2 separate regions of the Homo sapiens genome follow, and region 1 is linked to region 2. A link is an interaction called in ENCODE POLR2A ChIA-PET data of the cell type or tissue named here. Cell type or tissue: OCI-LY7. All regions are shown on one strand. Links, peaks and the distances in the headings refer to the core of each region. The heading gives the core; the rest is flanking DNA.

The links. ChIA-PET counts read pairs that join two places held together with the same protein. Peaks named below come from ENCODE experiments on the same cell type or tissue, not always from the same donor. Only the 100,000 strongest peaks of a DNase experiment are listed, where the experiment ranks them.
Region 1: POLR2A ChIA-PET joins it to region 2 with 8 read pairs; 6 of 35 experiments call an interaction of 5 or more read pairs at or near these places.

What each region holds. Positions count from the first base shown.
Region 1 is chr6:26,549,412-26,554,386 of GRCh38, reverse strand. It overlaps TRA-CGC1-1 (tRNA-Ala (anticodon CGC) 1-1), which reads right to left and starts at 884; the gene lies at 813-884. TRI-AAT5-1 (tRNA-Ile (anticodon AAT) 5-1) reads right to left here and starts at 265; the gene lies at 192-265. RefSeq lists silencers at 199-288, 879-928, a cis regulatory region at 1-1,201 and enhancers at 3,469-3,518, 3,503-4,037, 4,297-4,975. In OCI-LY7, for the core only: no CTCF peak of the experiment used is centred there; a DNase peak (open chromatin) is centred at 3,546; H3K4me3 peaks cover 1,508 bases; H3K27ac peaks cover 911 bases.
Region 2 is chr6:27,123,696-27,131,559 of GRCh38, reverse strand. No RefSeq gene overlaps it. Among named protein-coding and RNA genes, the nearest start is that of H2BC11, 5.2 kb to the left of the region's middle. RefSeq lists enhancers at 3,002-3,161, 4,184-4,253, 4,464-4,513. In OCI-LY7, for the core only: CTCF peaks have their summits at 4,142 and 4,343 (motif pointing left); a DNase peak (open chromatin) is centred at 4,309; H3K4me3 peaks cover 1,361 bases; H3K27ac peaks cover 1,982 bases.

The DNA of each region.
Region 1 (4,975 bases), core at 2,476-4,975, 580 kb after region 2:
CTTCTCATGAGCAAACATTTTGAGCACCATGACTTAAGAAAACAGGACCTCTGGACTTGCTACAAAGGTTTGGACTTCTGGCAAAGTGTTAGTTATAAAGGTTAGCACAGTCTTTCTTGTAGTAACAGTCCTCAGACAATTGATTTTTCCTTGTCTTTGGCCGTAAGTTACGTGATGGAAGAAAACAAAGTTGGCCCGTACGGGGATCGAACCCGCGACCTTGGCGTTATTAGCACCACGCTCTAACCAACTGAGCTAACCGGCCACCTGTCTCCAAGAAGTTTTAAAAACTGCATCAAGAATTTCATCAGTGTTTCGGAATGTTTTCATTTTTGTTATTCCCCTACGGGAGACCGGTGCACTAGAGCAGCCAAATTCGCCCGTGCTGAGCTGAGATTCATCCTTCTTTCGATATTTGTCCTATTTTTATCATCCTATGACTCACAGGACTAACAATAGCCCGTCTTCCCTCCCCTTTCCATGTTCTCAAGCCAAGATTATTTCTGCCCTAAAGGCAAACCATATACCACAAATAGGGCTCATTAATGGGTTCCGGGCAACTTTCCAGGTTGCTCCTCTTCTGTCATCTCCCCATTGGGCATGTTTTTCTGTGTTCTCAATTCCATTTGTTTCACATAGATAGTTCAAAATACTTCAAAGCAATCTTGTTCCCCGTGCTCCATATACAATTCTACATACAGTGGCTAAAAGAAAGCCATAAAAAGTTAAAGAAGTGGAGGATACAAAACACAATTATTTCACATTTTGAAATATAGTTTCTAATAGTATTGGGCAGATAGGATAAAACAACTTGGAGATGCCGGGGATCGAACCCGGGACCTCATACATGCGAAGCATGCGCTCTACCACTGAGCTACATCCCCTACCCTAAGAAACCGTTCTTTGTAGCTCTCCCTAGTTGTTTGTGAAAGATTTCTGCTACCACCCCACCGCCCCGCCGTCTCCGTCCTCCCATATCTGTCCCCGTCCCCATCTCTGTCCCCAAAATTCTAAGATTTGCGGACTGCTGAAACTAAATTCTCTTTTATTTGTCGAACAAAATCCTGAAATGGTTAATGGGGCAGCATCCATCAGTTTTCAAAGTGTGGAAAACCTTCCAGCCATCAGACATGCTTGTCAAATACTTAACCTACTGACCCAGGGATAGAACTATTGACAACTACCTGGAAATCTGACAAGAAAAAGGAGAGTGAGGACGCTTCTTCACAAACTTCTTTAATTTATTTTTCCTTTTTTAAGGAAAACCAAGGCAGGTGAAACCAAGAACTGCTAAATCAGTTTTCTCTATCTTTCGTCTCACAACAGCTTCCCTAAGTCCGTCGCCGAAAAGGTGATTCAATTACTCCCCTTTATGTGCACCAGCGTCAGATCAGGTTACTTTTGAAAATGTTTTGTTTGGGCCCAAGTTTAGAGAGAGGATTTGAGATATTTATCTGGGAAGCCTAGGAACTGAAGGCGAGCATTCTGTTAGTCCTTGACTGGACTGGATTATATGAATACATATATATGCGTGTAGAAAGATAGGTAGATGGGTAGGTGGGTAGATAGATAGATAGATGATAGATAGATAGATAGATAGATAGATAGATAGATAGATAGAATTTTGGGGGGATGTTAGTATGGATTTGTAATATGGTTAGACCTCGGTCTTAAAACGGACCCTCGTTATGGCTGAGCTTCTGTGCTGTTATTAGCAAGAATTTCTAAATTACCAGGTCCTTATTAAAATCGCAGCTGAACCTTCTAAAATCACCTTCTAGGTCAGATACATAGATTAATAAACCAGGGTTGATGCAGTTTGGACATTTTGTATGAAGCTTGGTAGCTCAGTCAGTATGGCCATGGACTTTTAATCTGAGGAACCAGGTTTCAAGTCCCTGTTCAGGTGTCGCTGTATTTCTCCTTTTTTATTTCCATTTCTTCATTTTTAACCCAATACGTACAGTATTCTTTCCTTATCAGCAGGAGATATGTTCCAAGACACACAGTGAATGCCTGAAACCTCGGATAGTACCATAGTATACTATGTTTTTTCGATCTGATAACCAGGATGAATACTAAGTGACTAAGATGTGGGGAGCGCATACCGCGTGGATAGTCTGGACAAAGGGATGATCCTCGGGCGGGTGGGAGATTTCATGACGCTACTGAGAAAGGGGAGTTATTTGAAACTTATGAATTTTTTATTTCTGGAATTTTCATTTAATATTTTTGGACCACGGTTGAAGGGGGTAACTGAGACAGCGGAAGGGAAACTATGGACAAGGCGGGAGAGGTTACTGCAGTTAGAGAGAGGAAGGTTAAGGTCAAGTCACGGGCTGATATCCCCGAATAAATGAAGGACTCTTGAGCTGACCATAGGTCTCATAACCTAGGAGCTGTTTAGAAAATAGATGGGCCTTTTGGAAAGGGAGCCACAGCGCACAAAGCTTTTCATCTGCAATAGGAGTAAAAGTTGCAATAACAATGGCTACAAGTTGTTAAAGGTTAAACTCTTTCTTGAAAAGCAACAAAAATGCACAGGCTCCCTCTTTTCTCTATTAGCGTGCTCCTTTCTGATCCCCTGCTTTCCTGATCCATGGGGTTGCCCAGGTAAACAGACGTGGTTCTTCACCCAGAACTTGGGCCTAGTGGCAGTAGCTTTCATTTTTTTGGTGGTGACCTACAATTTAGTTTAGTTTACATCGTAATTCAGTCATACATATGTAACAGAAACAAAAGTTGCATGAACTATTCCTTACTCTTAACACACACACTGCATTCTGATTATTTCTGATTCTAGTCTATTCTAACTGAAATTTAACATATCTTTCACTTACTAATACAGGTAACAAACCACAATTGAAAGAGAAGTAACTACGACTCTGTCATCAAGAAAAATCACATATTTTTGGCCGGGGGTGGTGGCTCATGCCTGTAATTCCAGCACTTTGGGAGGCCGAGGCGGGCGGATCACCAGGTCAGGAGATCAAGACCATCCTGGCTAATACGGTGAAACCCCGTCTCTACTAAAAATACAAAAACAAAATTGGTGGCGGGCACCTGTAGTCCCAGCTACTCGGGAGGCTGAGGCAGGAGAATGGCGTGAACCCGGGAGGCGGAGCTTGCAGTGAGCAGAGACCACGCCACTGCACTCCAGCCTAGGCGACAGAGGGAGACTCTGTCTAAAAAAAAAGAAAAGAAAAATCACATATTTTTGTATCACAATACAGTTGTTACAAATACCCAAGACAACTGTTTGAAAATTACAGCAGTCATAAGACGGGTCTTGATGTTTAATATTTAATGCATTAATGAGAAGCACACATTACTCTATGAAATTATTTTAATCGTTTGAAAACTGTTTTGTAGTACAATTGGCTTTCTTTAAAATCCTGTGTATTTTTTAAAAGCTTTTAAAAATACAATTTTGAAAAGGGCTCCATGGGCTTCATGCTGGGGCCAGAGGGCTCCCTGGGAGCTAAAAGATGAAGAAGCCGCGGAAATTCGCCATCTGGGAGGAGACCACCGTCGGGTGCCCGCCATCCCCTTCCGCCGGAACTCCACTAAAGAGGACTAGGTGTTAGCGCTGGCGCGGGAGGCCGGAGCAAGGTCTTTAAAGGTCTAAGGTGAAATTCCGGGTGGGAGCTCAGTCAAGCCTCCCCTACCCAACTGGGAATCAGTGCGCCAACCGGAGCACGCCCCCCAGGCGACACCGAGAGGCGCGGAACTCCCAAGCCTAGAGGGCGTCGGAAGTGCATCCCAGAGCGGAGCAGCCAGAGGGGCGGGGCGTCGCGGCGCTGGGGCCGCGCCCTCGGGTATCCAGAGTACGGCTCTTCCAGGCCATGTTGATGACCCAGGGTGGAAGCCATTGGAGAGTTTTGAGAGAAGAAGGAGGTATTTTTTTTTTTTTTTTTTGAGACGGAGTTCTCACTCTATCTCCCAGGCTGGAGTGCAGTGGCACGATCACGGCTCACCGCAACCGAGGGAGGTACATTTTAGCGGGATTTCTGTGAGAGGCATTCGAACCAGAGCGACTCCATTTTGAGTGAGGGCTAGGAAAACGAGGCCGGGACTTTTGCTGGGCTGCATTCCCAGAAAGTCAGGCATTCCTAGCCTCTAGATGTTTATGGTTAAGGGAACAAATTAATAATGTTTACTAAACAGACCCAGACTTGGGAGTGTCTAGATGTCCCCATATCTGGAGAACAAAGGCATTCCAAATTTTGCTTTAAAGATAATAATATCGATTCTTACAAAATATAATAAGAAAATTAATCCTTTATCACAGACCCTTGTAGCAGAGCACATCTCCCCATACTTACAGGTATGTATCTAGGGTGGACACTTTCCTCCGCGTTTCAGGAACACCCTACTCTGTCTATGGAGTAGCTGTACTTTCACTACTTAACTTTCTTAATAAACCTGCTTTTACTTTGCACTGCGGACTCGCCCTGAATTCTTTCTTGCGGGAGAGCCAAGAACCCTCCCTTGGGGTCTGGATCGGGACCCTTTTTCTGTAACACAACAACTATTGAGAAAAGAAGGTAGTGGTGCAAGAACAGATACAGAAAAATAAGTTTCCCTCCCTCTTCTTTCCAACTCTTCCATGCTCAGTGCCTCAGATGTGAGGGTCAGAAATTTGGTTATTAAAAACTCTAGGCCGGGCGTGGTGGCTCACGCCTGTAATCCCAGCACTTTGGGAGGCCGAGGCGGGTGGATCACGAGGTCAGGAGTTCGAGACCAGCCTGGCAAAAATGGTGAAACCCTGTCTCGACTAAAACAAATACAAAAGATTAGCCAGACATGGTGGCAGGCGCCTGTAATTCCAGCCACTCGGCAGGGTGAGACAAGAGAATCACTTGAACCCGGGAGGCGGAGGTTGCAGTGAGCTGAGATCGCGCTAATGCACTCCAGCCTGGGCGACAAGAGTGAAACTCCGTCTCAAAAAAACAAACAAGCAAACAAAAAAACC
Region 2 (7,864 bases), core at 2,772-5,271:
CTGGTCTCGAACTGACTTCAGGTGATCCACTAGCCTCAGCCTTAAAGTGCTAGGATTACAGGCATGAGCCATCAAGCCCGGCTACAACGGAATTTGAATGCTGTAGTTTTCAGCCTGAGAAAGATCAATGCTTTATTTCTGATTAGAATACTATTTTCCCTTTATGGTATATCTATATAAGCAAAGGCATTAGAAGCCTAAACAGGACAATTCGGGGCGTAATGAAGGCAGAAAGCTTGAGGACATTTATCCCAGACTCTTTTCTGAAACAAGTCAATTTCAATTTTAAAACTCCTTTCGTTAGTATTTTAAATACTGTTTTTGACTTTGCCTAGAAGAAGTGAGGAAAAACAAGTTCCCCCTTATTCAGGTTGTCACAAATGAGAACCAGTCACCCAACAAACGATGTTGCTCTAGGTTGTAACTTCAGTCATGTGTCTCTTAGGTAAAAATCCAAGGTCTATAAAGCATTTGGAAGCTCCCACTATGACTAGGTTTTGGTTTCAAAGGTAGTAATTGTATATAAACTTGAGTTACTATCTAGTTTATTTAAAATGGATCTAAATTTAGCACAGTAATAACATCTAAAACAATTAGTATTTTTGTTAAATCCACTATCAAATACACACGTTTCCCTTGTTGACTCAAGTCCTGTTTTTTTCAAAGCCCAGTTAAATATTGCCTGCTTTATGAAATTTCTTCTGTTTTTTTAGCTTTTTCTCGGACACTTGTCCAGCCTTTGAAAACTGTCTGTAGAGTTTCTAAAATATGTATCTCTCTGAATTGCTATCTGGTTTGTTGTATATATTTCTATGTAGAAAATATACACTCAAGTTCTTTTCCTTCACCATAATCATCCCGTACTAAGGATAACTGAACTGTTATCAATTCTGTGAATAAACAGAACTTAAATTACTTTTATGACATTATTGTTATGTTACATGGGCCTCTGACCCTCTCTATTAATCCAAATAGTCAGATGATAATTTCCAAGCTAAATAACTTGCTTCTTTGTCTTACAGGATATAGAAATCAGAATAAAAAGCAGGGTTTGTAAGAAAAGGAGGATTGCGACTGACTCATGGGTATATTGTCCAGCCACAGGTGAAAATTTGTAAAGGCTAGGTTTTCGAAAACTATACAAAGTTAAGTTGAAAAGAACCCAGCTAATTCTCCTGTTACTCAGAAGACTAAACTGCCTAAGGGGTAATGAAACAAATGATCACCTTATGGGTTATTTTCATCTTGCTGGTGTCCCCTTAATAAGGACAAAGAGTTAATACTTTGCTTGAAAAACTGAATGGGACTGGGCGGGGTGGCTCACGCCTGTAATCCCAGAACTTTGGGAGGCCAAGGCTGGTAGATCACTTGAGGTCAGGAGATCGAGAGCAGCCCCTGCCCCTGGGGGATGGTGAAACCCCGTCCCTACTAAAAATACAAAAATTAGCCTGATGTGCTGGTGGGACCCTGTAATCCCAGCTATTCGGGAGGCTGAGGCAGGAGAATCACTTGACCCCAGGAGGCATAGGTTGCAGTGAGCCGAGATCGTGTCAGTGCATTCCAGCCTGGGCAACAGAGGGGACTCCGTCTCAAAAAAAAAAAAAAAAAAAGAAGAAAAACTGAATGCTGCAAGTTCAACCCATTACTAACCAGTTCCTGAAGAATTGGCTTTTTTCCCTTTTTTTTCCTCTGGCTTTTTCCTTCATTTTAAAAAGGGGGATGTAACAGTGCCTCTTGAGCAAATAGTTTTGGTATACTTAGAACAATGTCCTGTACATAGTAAGCATTCAATATATGTTGGCTAATACTACTGATGCCGGTTGTAACAGTAGTATTAGAAACCGTAACTCAAGTATGTCCATAAATGGCAATAGGGAAAAGAATTGCTGCCACTCAGCACAATTTGGAGTATTGAATGTCATTGTTTACTTTTTCTAGAAGGAGAGTGACCTAAGACACTGATCTAAACTGAATGTACATGGCTAATGGTTTGGATAGACAGATTTTTTTAAGTGGGCAAAAGTGGAGGTTGTGTTGACTGGAAGCTTTGGGGAACAGTGATACGGATGAATTTCCCAGAATGGTCCCAGAGTATGAGAATAATATCCCACGTGAATGCTAACCTAAATTCCCACTCTTCAGAGGAGGCTATCAACAATCAGGTACACATCAACCATATGGCTGTCATGTAGTCTCTTTTCCTATCACCCCACTTATTGCCCAAGTGATTTACTTGTAAACTGTGACCAGGGTGGTAGGCAATGATAGAGGTGATACTTGAGTTCTGTAGTATAGACTTAGCTCACCAAGGCTGACCTCTGGATACTGCTGCTGCTAAGTGTCCCATATGTCAGGGGAAGTATTCTTGTATTCTTGCAAGTATTTTGTCATGGATGAGGCAGAGATTTGTCTTCACTGAGATAAACACTCTAGATTTCGATATGCTTCACTTTCTTACATGCTATTGCTAGCAGGACCATCTGTGAACTTACTGAACGCTTTATACCTCATATCTCAACATTTTTTGGACCCATTTCTATACATTATACAGAAAGGGTAAGGTAATGCATGGGTGACCATGAGACTCGGTAGTCCTAATGTGTACCACATTCCTTATAAGCAGAAGTCTGAATTTTTGGAAGACTCAGTTAAAGTGGCATGTAGTCATTTAGCACCCTCTTGAAGTACTGTTCAATTTTGGACGTTATAGATGAGCTGAATAGTGACTAAGAAAAAGCATAATTTCTTCTGTAGACAAAATGCATTCGTTAAAGAAAGGAGAGGTAGGAATGGAGTGGTACCTCTCATATTACACTTAATAATAGCCAACTCAAAAAAGTTATGCTTTTCATGTTTCCAACTCAGGGCTCCCTGCTGTTTTTTTTTGTTTTAGAAAAGGAGGAGTACATACTCCCACCAGTAGTCATGGAGATGCCTCTGTTTATTGATTTACCAAAAATGATTTATTTTTATATGAAGTTTAAAGCAGTTTAAATTACATTCATTTGCTGGCTTAGAGAACTGTGGGAAGTCTTGACTTAATGGGTGTTGGGCTTTTGGACTCCTCCTCTGTTTGTCAGTTTTCTTTTTGTTTCTGTTTCCCCCCCTTCCCCCACTCCTCCCCTCTCTTTTTAGGGGCATAGGCAAGGAGCTGTGACAGACAATTTGAGTGTTTTTAAAAATAGTCTCATAAAAAATATACCTTTGACTGGGTGCAGTGGCTCATGCATGTAATCCCAGCACTTTGGGAGGCTGAGGCAGGCACATCACGTAAGGTCAGGAGTTAGAGATCAGCCTGGCCAACATGGTGAAACCTGGTCTTTACTAAAAATACAAAAATAAGCCAGTCGTGATGGTGCGTGCCTGTAGTCCCAGCTACTTGGGAGCCTGAGGCAGGAAAATCACTTGAACTCGCAAGGCAGAGGTTGCAATGAGCTGAAATCGTGCTACTGCACTCCAGCCTGGGCAACAGAGAGAGACTCTGTCTCAAAAAAAAAAAAAAAAAAAAAAGAAAGAAAACAAAATATTTTTTCCCCAACACTTTTCAAAGAATGGTTTAAAAGCAATGACAATCCATGATCAGTGAGAATTCCCACCCAGATTATGGTCTCAATTCCTTTTTCAAAGGGCAGTCAGGCTACTTGGAGACTTGGGTAAATCTATGGATTTTAATACATTCAAGAGGAACAGCAATCAAATGCCATATTTGGATCTGGTGGGATCTCATTCAGACAAAATATAAAAATATTTGAGACAATTCAGGATTTTCTTTCTTTAAGGGCTAGGTATTGGATAATGTTACACATCATTTTTTAAATTTTCTTAGGTGTAAAATCTTAGCGTTTTTTCTTTATATCCATATCTGTTAGGATATTTGTGAAAATATTCATGATTAAAATCACATATTTGGGATTTCATGTTTCAGATATTTTTTAGACTCCCTCATCTGTCAGTGTGGGTGCGGATAATGAAACAAAATGGGCAAGATGTTGGTAATTGTTGAAGCCTGTGCGACGAGACTTGGGAAGTGCAGGATTCTCTATATTTTTGTGTCTGCTTCAGGATGTCCATGACCACTCCCTTTCCCCTCCAAAAAAAAAGTTAAAAAAAAAAAAGCTGGCCAAATCAGTGAACATATTTCGTTTTTGGTCAACAAAGGGCTACCCTGAGAGGAATCTACATGCAGAGAAGTTCAGGAGACTGAACTAACGGAACGTCAGGAAGCGCTGCGGGCTGGAGAGCTGCTGTTGGAACAGGGAGGAGTTCTCCGGGCCGCACCCTGCCTCCGTCCCGCAGGCGAGTTGAGAAGCGCTATCGCCATCTTGTGGCGATAATGGATGGGATAATGTAGCTAAAACTTTGTTTAGTTTTATGAGTTGAGAAGGGCTGTCGCCATCTTATGGCAATAACGGATAGGCTAATGTAGCCAAAACTTTGTTTCGTTTTATGATTTCGATTAGGCATTTCATTGCTACGGTTTAATAATTGAATATACAAGAAATACTATAAACCATCACATCCCCAACAGCCCCCAGCCGCCCAGTTCCCCCATCTACTTGGCAAAGATTCTCTTTTTGACCAAACTCTAGGCGGCTTCTTCTGAGCCCTCTTCTGGACTAGGTGGCCACCTTGGTCTATAAAGACCTGAACAAACCCGAACATAGTTACTAATAGCCCCGGTCTTCTCAAGTGCCTGCCTGAGAAAACTCAATTGATGCCGCCAAAGGAATTTACTGTTTGTTTCAGTCAACGTCTGAAGATAGGGCCCTCGTCTCCCAGGCTCTGGTAGGAGTGGAGCCTGATTTTGATATGTGCCAGTTATGAAACCCAGATGGTTCCCCACTGTCAGTGGTTACTAAATAAAATCTGTTTTCGTCATTTAAAGTAAGGCCTGGTGTTTTATCTTTGATATACTACAATTAACCACTTTTATTCGTTTCCTGTGTACCTGTCTGGAATATCTTTATACAAACACAAATAAACAAATGTGTCCCCTTTCATTCACATTTGCCCCCTTTCATTCAAATGACTGATGGTCACATGTTCTTCACAGGTTCTGTCTCTTGCTTTTCTCATTAACTGTCTTTCTTATTGCAGGTGGAGTGGCTGAAACTTCTCAGCAGGCGCATCTACACTAGTGACCTGAGGAGAGAAACCCTAACCCCACAATGGCTGCATCTTCTCTGAAGACGAGACTGATGCTCATCTTTGAAATGAAGGGCAGTGTGTGCATTTCTCCATGAAGGTATCCAGAAACAGCCATGCCAGAGCTGCTGTGGGGTGGCTGAACTGCTATTCCTTTTCTAGGGTGGGATCCCCACTCTTTGTAAGGAAGGATATTGGGGTCCTGACACTGGGAACTCATCTTGTCAGTGAGGCCTTCTTTAACTGCTGTCTTGTAATTGAGCCACCCCATCTGTGTTTCCTGTTCCAATTTAGGACTTTTTTTTTTTTATCATAATATAAAGATCTGAAATGCTATGTTTTCCTTATTCATTGGCTTATTATCTTTACTATCCCATCCTCCACACTAAAAGTTTTTTCGAGCTGGATTTGGGAGTTGTGGGGTAGGTTATATTTTGATCACTTGTATTTCCCAGCTTCTAGAACAGTGCCCAGCAAAGTACTTCTCTGAATAAATGAATAAAGTAATATTCCTCTGCTCTGCTGTTGCCAACTGGAATATCCTGAGGGAAATTTCTTTACTTTCCTCAGGGGATGATCCAGAAGATGAAAAACAAATTGTCATTCCATATAGTCCTCTTCTGAGTGTTTTTCAGTTTTGTTAAAACTCAGATTTTTTCTTTTTACCTGAATGTTTTTTTGTTAATGATTATTAGCATATACAGTATTTTCTTTTATGTACCAAAAAAAGGCAATTGATACAGTGCATGACTTGAAAATATACCTGCCTTCTCTGAGGCTCAAATTCAGGACTGTATTATTTGGAAAGCCTTGTTGGGTTGTGGCTCCCAAGAAATCATACCTAATTTCCCTTCTTTGAGAGCACTGATTTCTGAGTTTCCATTTCTCCTAGAAGAGAAACATTGGCTTGTAAGAATTTATGTATCATCAATGCTTCCTTTTCCATCCTGCACTTAGAAGGACCCAAGACTTGAGGGCTGCGCTGTCAACACTATTCCTTGCTCACCCTCTCTTTTGTTCTAATTATTTATGTCTTCCCGCCTTCAGAAATATCAGTTGCTCTTTCACCAGCCATTGTTTCCTCTCTGGCCCTAGTGCAGAGTAGGTGACGTAGTACAGCTGAAAGGATGAATGCTGGCAAACTTGTTTCTAGCCTAGATTTCTCCTTATTTTAAATCTGCACTTGCAACCACATGGCCTGAGACACTCCTCTTGAAAATATCACCAAAAGGACCTTATTATAAAAAGTCACCGCCATCTATTCAGGGCTATGTATTAGGGGACAATAAAGTGTAAGTCATGGCCAGGCACGGTGGCTAATGCCTCTAATCCCAGCACTTTGGGAGGCCGAGGTGGGTGGATCACGAGGTCAGGAGATTGAGGCCATCCTGGCTAACACGGTGAAACCCCATCTCTACTAAAAATACAAAAAATTAGCCGGGCGTGGTGGCGGGAGCCTGTAGTCCCAGCTACTTGGGAGGCTGAGGCAGAAGAATGACGTGAACCCAGGAAGCGGAGCTTGCACTGAGCCGAGATCACACCACTGCACTCCAGCCTGGGAGACATAGGAAGACTTTGTCTCAGAAAAAAAAAATTGAGTCATTTACATTGTTTTATTTTATCCAACTTAATATTTTTCACAAACAGTTATCATTATCCTCATTTTAGAGATGAAGCTGAGACTCAGAGTAGAAAACTTCCTTAAGTCACAAGATTGATAAGTGGCAAAGCCAGTACTAGAAAGCAGAATAGTTTTGATTCTGAAATGTGCTCCTTCTCACGTATCAGCTCCTGTTCCCTCCACATTCCTTGTCCGCATGTACCCAATGGTACACTTGACACATATTTACAAATTTGTGCATTCCCACCCATTAGATATACATCTCCACCTCCAATGACTTACCAACTCTTGTAGATTATTCCCACACATTTGCTTTCTTTTCATTCATTCCTTCATGCATTCGTGGCACATAGCATTATGGAGGAAATCCTGTGTCACATGTATTCACTGCTGACTTCAGAGGCTGAAGGAACATGGCCTAGCATCTGGGGCCCTTCCTTGTTTGAAAAGTTTCTGGTTTCTCCACTTCTAGGCTCGCCATCTTCCAACCTTCCTGACAGATAAGAAATACACTTCAAAGCTTAGTCTGAGAAAGCAACTTCTCTACTCAAAGTTTTTCAAAAGAGCTTGTATCCTTTTAGTCTGGGTTTTAAACCATTACTTGTTTCTATATACATTTTTCCAGATAAGTTTTTAAAAATTATTTCTACCGGGCCAGGCACGGTGGCTCATGCCGGTAATCCCAGCACTTTGGGAGGCCAAGGCAGGCGGATCACGAGGTCAGGAGTTAGAGACCAGCCTGGCCAACACAGTGAAACCCCGTCTCTACTAAAAATACAAAAATTAGCAGGGCGTGGTGGCGGGCACCTGTAATCCCAGCTACTTGGAGGCTGAGGCAGGAGAATCGCTTGAACCTGGGAGGCGGAGGTTGCAGTGAACCAAGATTGTGCCATTGCACTCCAGCCTGGGTGACAGAGCTAGATGTCATCTCAAGAAAAAAAAAATTATTTCTACTTAGAATGTATGTTTCATGCCCAACTAAAGAGGTTCTTCTCTTTTCCTCATACAGAATATCCTATTTCCATGCCTGGAACCCCCTACTCCCTATTCTGTCTTCAGTTTCATCTTCTAATGCCCATTCTTGATCCCTTTGATCTA